2 separate regions of the Homo sapiens genome follow, and region 2 is linked to region 1. Evidence: read pairs that join two places in POLR2A ChIA-PET (ENCODE). Cell type or tissue: OCI-LY7. All regions are shown on one strand. Region 1 overlaps SP100 (SP100 nuclear antigen). Region 2 has its middle 140 kb from the start of LINC01907.

Evidence for each region. Peaks named below come from ENCODE experiments on the same cell type or tissue, not always from the same donor. Only the 100,000 strongest peaks of a DNase experiment are listed, where the experiment ranks them.
Region 2: POLR2A ChIA-PET joins it to region 1 with 9 read pairs; 3 of 35 experiments call an interaction of 5 or more read pairs at or near these places.

What each region holds. Positions count from the first base shown.
Region 1 is chr2:230,475,273-230,479,272 of GRCh38, reverse strand. The region is part of intron 17 of SP100 (SP100 nuclear antigen); the gene reads right to left. The region is part of intron 3 of LOC101928816 (a long non-coding RNA gene); the gene reads left to right. Among named protein-coding and RNA genes, the nearest start is that of SP100, 61 kb to the right of the region's middle. In OCI-LY7, no CTCF peak of the experiment used is centred here; no DNase peak of the experiment used is centred here.
Region 2 is chr2:230,563,125-230,567,124 of GRCh38, reverse strand. No RefSeq gene overlaps it. Among named protein-coding and RNA genes, the nearest start is that of LINC01907, 140 kb to the left of the region's middle. RefSeq lists an enhancer at 1,521-1,580. In OCI-LY7, no CTCF peak of the experiment used is centred here; a DNase peak (open chromatin) is centred at 2,104; H3K4me3 peaks cover 595 bases; H3K27ac peaks cover 734 bases.

The DNA of each region.
Region 1 (4,000 bases):
TCTTCACCTAAATACTGAACTAACTTCACGTTATGTATTTAGGTGAAGACAAGACAGAAAGGAAATCTGAAAATAAAATGATATGGGATCTGGAGCTCATTCAGAATGGAGAATGTGGGAGAGCTGTAGTTGAAAAATCTATATGCATCCTAGGCCGGGCACGGTGGCTCGCGCCTGTAATCCCAGCACTTTGGGAAGCCAAGGCGGGTGGATCACCTGAGGTCAGGAGTTCAAAACCTGCCTAACCAATATGGTGAAACCTCATCTCTACTAAAAATACAAAAATTAGCCAGGCATGGTGGTGGGCACATGTAGTCCTAGCTACTCAGGAGGCTGAGACAGGAGAATTGCTTGAATCCGGGAGGCAGAAGTTGCAGTGAGCCGAGATTGCACCACTGCACTCTGGCCTGGGTGACAGAGCTGGACTCCATCTCAAAAGAAAAAAAAAATCTTTATGCATCCTATTTCACTGTTTTTAGGTGAAATTCATTTCAGGCACCTCTATTTTTCCCAGTAACATTGAGCTCCACGGGCTTACATTTCTTGTAAGGCTAACTAATGAATTCCACTGACCAGATTTTAAAAATGTAAGTCTTCATAACTAACAAAAGAAATTGCTGAAGGAGATGAAAGGAAAGGCCCCTCGACCCATAGTTGTGGAAGGAGAGAGGACATTCTGCACCACAAGACTAACATAAAGAATCTGATTTGACAAAGTGTTAAATTGAGAAATTTCAAAAGAAGATCAGTCTTACTCTCTTGCAAAATATGGAAGTGTGTCTTTTCATAACCGTTACTGATTTGTTCTGTTCTATGTTAACATAAACTTGTCCTTAGGAGAGCTATTTGAAGAGGTCTTGTAATAATCCCACAAAATAGAAAATTACTGCCACTTCTCATGAAACCAGTTTCCAAAGAAACCTGTAATTCTGATCGATGGTTTTATTTGATAATTTTTGGGCCTGGCCATAATATTTTAAGTGACATCTGGATCCCTAAACTTATAAATGCTTGTAAAATTTTATATTAACTAAGTGGCATTCTGATTCTCTCATATGCAAGTAGGTAATAAATTGACTACAGATTTCCTTTTAAATAAAGATTTTGAGAGTCTTGTCTCATTTAAATTCCCTCCAGTTATTATGTAATAGAAAAAAAGATATTCATAGCAACACATAAATTTATACAATGTATAAAACTTTTTTAAAATGCCAGAATTGTACAAAAAAATTTTTAGTGGAAGAACATTACATAAGACATGAATAAAAGAGTAAAAGTCTCTGTTCTTCCCAAATTAACCTTCAAATTCAATGCTTTTTTTTTTGTTTGTTTTGTTTTGAGACAGGGTCTTGTTCTGTCACCCAGGCTGGGGTGCAGTGGTGCAGTCTCAGCTCACTGCAACCTCTGCCTCCCGGGTTCAAGCAATACTCCTGCCTCAGCCTCCTGAGAAACTGGGATTATAGGCATAAGCCATGATGCCTAGCCAGTTCAATGCATTTCTGATCAGAGCTTTCAATGGACTTGGGAAGGAGTTGGGAGAGATCTTCTTGAGCTCATTCTAAAATTCACCCCAATGAAGCATCAGGATGGTTCTACCTCTGAGCTCTTCTTTCTTTTCTGTAGTGCCTTCAATTACAAAAGAAGAACATAGAATATAGACAGGTAAAGGCAGTGTGTAATCAAAGTGGTGATTCAAATCACCATGTCACCATGCCATAGTGTGGAGAATATTTTTAAAATTCCCACCTCACTTACACAGAAAGGCAAACCCCCTGTAGATTACATATGTAAACATTAAAAATGATCAGTTATATCAAACTTCTAGAATCAAATATAAAACAATATTTTTAAAATATTGAGGAAGAAATAGCTGTTGTAAATATGATATGGAACCCAAGAACCAGTCAGAAAAAGGCTGACAAATTTGACTACATAAAAATTTAAAACTTCTCTAGGACAAAAGATTCCCTTAACAAATCTAAAAGAAAAACAACAAATGGACAAAATACTAGCAACGTATATGACCAAGATTTAATATATATAATATTTAAGAGTTCTATATTCATTCAGAATAATAAGAAAAACACCATGACTTAAAACACTGAGAGGGCCGGGCGTGGTAGCTCATGCCTGTAATCCCAGCACTTTGGGAGGCCGAGGCAGGCAGATCACAAGGTCAGGAGATCGAGACCATCCTGGCTAACACAGTGAAACACCGACTCTACTAAAAGTACAAAAAATTAGCCGGGTGTGGTGGCAGGTACCTGTAATCCTAGCTACTCGGGAGGCTGAGGCAGGAGAATGGTGTGAACCTGGGAGGCAGAGCTTGCAGTAAGCCGAGATCACACCACTGTGCTCCAGCCTGAGCAACAGTGCAAGACTCCGTCAAAAATAAACAAAAACACAACAAAACAAAACAAAGAAACACAGAGCATTCTCTGACAAAGAGTTTTATGAAGAAGAAAAAGAAATGACCGATAATAAATGAAAAATTCCTGACGACACTAAAAATGAAAACAATGCACATTAAAGCAGCTCTGAAATAAGACTTTTTATATTTCAATTTAAAACGTTTTTATTGTCCAGGTATATTAGTTTAAAAAGCAAGAAAGGACAAGTGTGTACAGAGTTACTCATTTAAATAAAACTATATTCCAAAACGTGTTAATACATGCATAGTAAAATTCTGGAAAGATAGACACCAATGTTCACAAGAACATCTATTTTCAAATCAGAATGAAAAGCAAGATGAAGACAGAATAAAGCAACATGAGCATTTTGAAAAAAATAAATGGCTACTTTAAAAGGCATTCAGGTTTTATCTTATGAAAGGAGTAGAAAAAAATGCTCCTGGAACTGACAAATTTAGTAAAGTTTCAGAATACAAAATCGATGCATAAAAATCAGTAGCATCTTTATACACTAAAAACGTTCTAGCTGAGAATCAAATGAAGAACACAGTCCCATTTACAATAGCCATAAAGAAAATGAGATCCCTAGGAATTCATCCAGCCAAGGAGGTGAAAGATATCTACAAGAAGAAGTACAAAACACTGCTGAAAGAAATCAGAGATAGCACAAATAAATAGAAAATTATTCCATGCTCATGGATTGGAAGAATCAATACAGTTTGAATGACTATACTGTTTAAATCAATTTATAGATTCAACACCATCCTTATTAAAATAAAAGCGTCATTTTTCACAGAATTAGAAAAATCTATTCTAAAACTCAGTTGGAACCATAAAAGAGCCTGAATAGCCAAAGCAATTGTAAACAAAAAGAACAAAGCTAGAGGCATCGCGTTGCCCAACTTCTAACTATACTATAAGGCTACAGTAATCAAAATGGCATGGTACTGGTACAAAAACAGACACATAGACCAGTGGAACAGAACAGAGAACTCAGAAACAAACCTGCTCACTTACAACCATCTGATCTTCAACAAAATCAACAAAAATAAGCAATGGGAAATGGACTGTCTATTCAATAAATGATGCTGGAATAACTGGCTAGACATACGAAGAAAAACGAAACTGGACCCATACTTCTCATCCTATACAAAAATTAACTCAAGATGGATTAAAGATTTAAATGTAAGACCTAAAACTATAAAAATCCTAGAATAAACCTAGGAAATACCCTTCCTGACATAGGCTTTGGCAAAGAATTTATGGCTAAGTCTCCAAAAGCAATTGCAACTCAAACAAAAACTGACAAGTGGGACCCAGTTAAACTAAATAGCTTCTGTACAACAAAAGAAATTACCAAAAGAGTAAACAGACAGCCTTCAGAATGGGAGAAAATTTTTGCAAACTGTGCATATAACGAAGGTCTGATATCCAGAATCTACAAGGAACTTAAACAAATCAACAAGCAAAAAACAAAATCCAATTAAAAAATGGGCAAAGGACATGAACAGACACTTCTCAAAAGAAGACATACAAGTGGTCAACAAACATGAAAAAAATGCCCAACATTACTAATCATCAGATAAATG
Region 2 (4,000 bases), 88 kb before region 1:
TTTGACAGCAAGTTTCCTTAACAAGTAAGAAAGCAGTGTTCATTCAAAAAAGAGGATTCTGGGTAAACATATTTGATACAAAAATAAAAAGGGGGATTGTTATGACTTTTTTTTTTTTTTTTTTTTTTTTTTGCTGTGCAGCGTTTTTTTTTCTGAAACCCCCATAGTGGGGGGTTGTGACTTTATATAGCTGAAGAAAATTCTTTTTTTCTTTTCTTTTTTTTTTTTTTTGAGATGGATTCTCGCTCTGTAGCCCAGGCTGGAGTGCAGTGGTGCCATCTCGGCTCACTGCAACCTCTGCCTCCTGGGTCCTTGTCCAAGCAATTCTCCTGCCTAAGCCTCCTGAGTACCTGGGATTACAGGCATGTGCCAGCATGCCCAGCTAATTTTTGTATTTTTAGTAGAGACGGGGTTTCACCATGTTGGCCAGGCTGGTCTTGAACTCCTGACCTCGTGATCTGCCTGCCTCAGCCTCCCAAAGTGCTGGGATTACAGGCATGAGCCACAGCACCTGGCTTATCTGCAGCAAGTTCTTAGGAGAAATATTGTTTCCTGTTAACTTTGCAACTGACTTTGTATCTATTAATCCAGTCTCATAAATAACAGCGCAGATTTTTACTTTATATTTTCTCATTTTACTTTTTATTTGTCATTGAACACGTGGTGGTTTATCAAAAGGTTTTGCAAAAAACTCTGATTTTAACTTTACAACAATCATGAAATGTAAGCAGAATGAATTACTGATTGCCCTGTTTTATACATGACAAAACGAAAGCCCACAGATGCTTAAGGTGACTTTTCCCTTGTCTTTTTACAATGCCAAATAGGGAATTAAAGGAAGAGCTGGAATTACCACCTTTGATTGCTAGAATTCATTTTTATAGCTGTCATTTTCCTTAGAAAGGTAGAGATACACAGAGAGAAATGATCATCCCGTGATTTTGTTTCTGTTTTCCTCTCATTGCTTTATAGTTAACTGGTTGCTGGGGAGAAATCTCTGAAAATACATGTTAGGAAAAGAAGTATGTCCAAATCAGAATTCTTGGTACACAAATGAACATAAAAAAATTTCTATGAAACATTAAATCTGATTGTGAAATCATTCACAAGTAAAACAAAAAGTTCTGAAGAGTCCAGATTAATCTTTTTTGTTAGTTAGGGTACGCTATGTTATATTAAATAGACCCTGAACTTTTGTAATTGCTAAACTAAATAGAAATTAATTCTTGCTTTGTGGACAATCTACAGTGTTCCAGGTCATGAGTGGAGTTGTGGGGGCTTTGGGAGAGAGGCTAGGGGACTGTGACCCCCATAGTCATTCAGACACCTAGGATGCTGGAGGCTCTGCCATTTTTAACATTTTAACAGTTATCTTCCAAGATGATCCATGGTAAGAAAAAGAATAAGAGTCAGAAGAGATGTGTAGACAAGCAGGAAGGGTAAGTAGCAGAATGGTAGTGAGGTGTAGGAACATGGCAAGCAGGTTGACAAAGCAGAACTGCCTGTGGTAGGTAAAATTTTCTCTGTCTCTGGCAACAGTGCTGCTGCCACATTAACCTCTGCTGGTGAGATGCGTCTGAGAGTCACACCAGGGCGGTGTCAGGTGGGCCTGGTCCTACTCCTGAGTTCCTGGAGCTCCCCGGGTGCCCCTAGTCTTGTTACGTGATTTCCTTTTCTGTTGGCTCACTGGGCACCACTAAAACCTCCAAGGGGTTTTATTTCTGTTTGGAGTTCAGTAGGGCTTACTCTGCAAGTGACTAATAGAGTAATAGGAAACCTCTAGCTCAGCACCAAGAAGTGGTCCAGGCAAGGAAGATGCCAAATGGCCACAAACAGGGCTTGAAATTAGAACTACTGTTTCCCGATTAAGTTTACTCTGATTGCAATTCATATTATCTGGGTATCTTAGTTTTTTTTTTTTTTTTTTTTTTCCCCTGCTGCTATAAAAGAATACCCGAGACTAGGTAATTTGTAACGAAAAGAAATTTATTTCTTAATTCTGGAGGCCAGGAAGTCCAATATCAAGGTGCTGGCATCTGGTGAGGGTCTTCTTGCTATGTCATTCTGTGGTGGAAGGCGGAAGGGGAAGAGAATGTGAAAGAGAAAGGGGAAGTGAGCAGAAACTGTGCTATTATCAGGAACTCATTCTCAAGATAACTAACCTACTCCCAGGATAACGGAATTAATCCATTCATTAAAAACAGAGCCTCGTGACCTAATTACTTCTTAAAGGTCCCAGTTCTCAACACTGTTGCATTGGGATTAAGTTTCCAACACGTGAACTTTGGTGGACACAGTCAAACCATAGCACTAGGTGTTTGGGGAAAATAATGATAAACAATAAACAACTTTAAACTCATGTTAACAGAATGATTTCTATTGTCATTTAGTCACAACCTTGAAAAGGTCTCAAAAGACAGCTGAAATTACTATCTAGAATTTACAGAAAGAAATGTTTTAGATGAATCACTTTCAGACAGATACAATGGTTTTGATACATGTCATTATATAATAATTTTAATAATAATTTTTAAATTTGTTTTGCCTTGTAAAAAACACATTTTTTATTGAAGTATAACATACTAAAAAGCGTACAAACCATAAGCCTACAGAATAATTGTCACACAATGAACATACCCATGCTACCACTACAGAAATCAAGATAGAAACCGATCACCCCAGAAACCACTCTGTGACCCCTCCCAACCACCAGACTCCTCCTCCTTTCCAAAGACAAAAACACGATCCTGATTCCCAACAATAGAAGCCTGCCACGATGTGGATGAATCTCACAAATGTTAAGTTCAAGTGAAAGAAGTCAGACATAGAAGATTACTTTTTATAAATTCCACTTATATATTAAAATGTACCACAGTGTTTTTACCCATTCTACTGTTGATAGACCTTTGGATTAATTTCAGTACTGAGGTATTATGAATAGTATTATTATGAATATTTGCAAACATGCCTGCATTCCTGTTGACTATGTATGCCTGAGTGAAATTGCTGAATTATAGAGTATATGCATGTCCAACTTTAAAAGATTATGCCAGTTTTCCAGTGTGATTGCACCAACTGACACTACCACTATCAGTTTATAGAAGTTCCAATTTTTTCATATCCTTGCCAACATTTGGTATTGGCAATTTTTTTTTTAGCCAATTTAGGTGTGTAGTGATATTTCACTGTGATTTGAATTTGCATTTCCCTAACTGCTAATGAGAGAGCACTTTCATGTGTTTAGACTGACCTTTGGAATATCTACTTTTGTGAAGTTCCTATTCAAGTATCTTTACTTCTGGGATTCACTGCATTTCTTATATTGAAGTATAAGGGTCCTTTAGATACTCTGAATATGAGCCCTTGTTTGGATAAATAGGTTTCAAAAATCTTTGTCTACTCTTCGGTTTGCATTTTCATGATCTTAATGGTATCTTTGAGTGAAGGAAATTTTTTAATTTTAGTGTAGTCCAGTATATAAATTATTTCCTTTAGGGTTAAGTGCTTTTTGCATTCTGTTTAAGAAATCTGGCCAGGTGCAATGGCTCACAGCTACAATCCCAGCACTTTGGGAGGCCGAGGCGGGCAGATCACCCAAGGTCAAGAATTCAAGACCAGTCTGGCCAATGTGACAAAACCCCGTCCCTACTCAAAATACAAAAATTAGCCAGGTGTGGAGGTGCACACCTGTAATCCCAGCTACTTGGCAGGCTGAGGCATGAGAATTGCTTGAACCTGGGAGGCAGAGGCTGCAGTGAGCTGAGATCGTGCCACTGCACTCCAGCCTGGGCAACAGAGGAGACTCCATCTCAAAAAAAAAAAAAAAATCTTTCCCTACCCACCCAGAGTTTATGAAGATATTATTTTAGGTTATCTTCTCAAAATGCTATTGTTTTATCTTTTTACATTTTTATCTAAAATCCACCAGTAATTGCTTGGTGTGGATTAGAGGGCCTGGATTTCTTTTTCTTCAAGATTTATTAGATGTAGGTATCCAAGT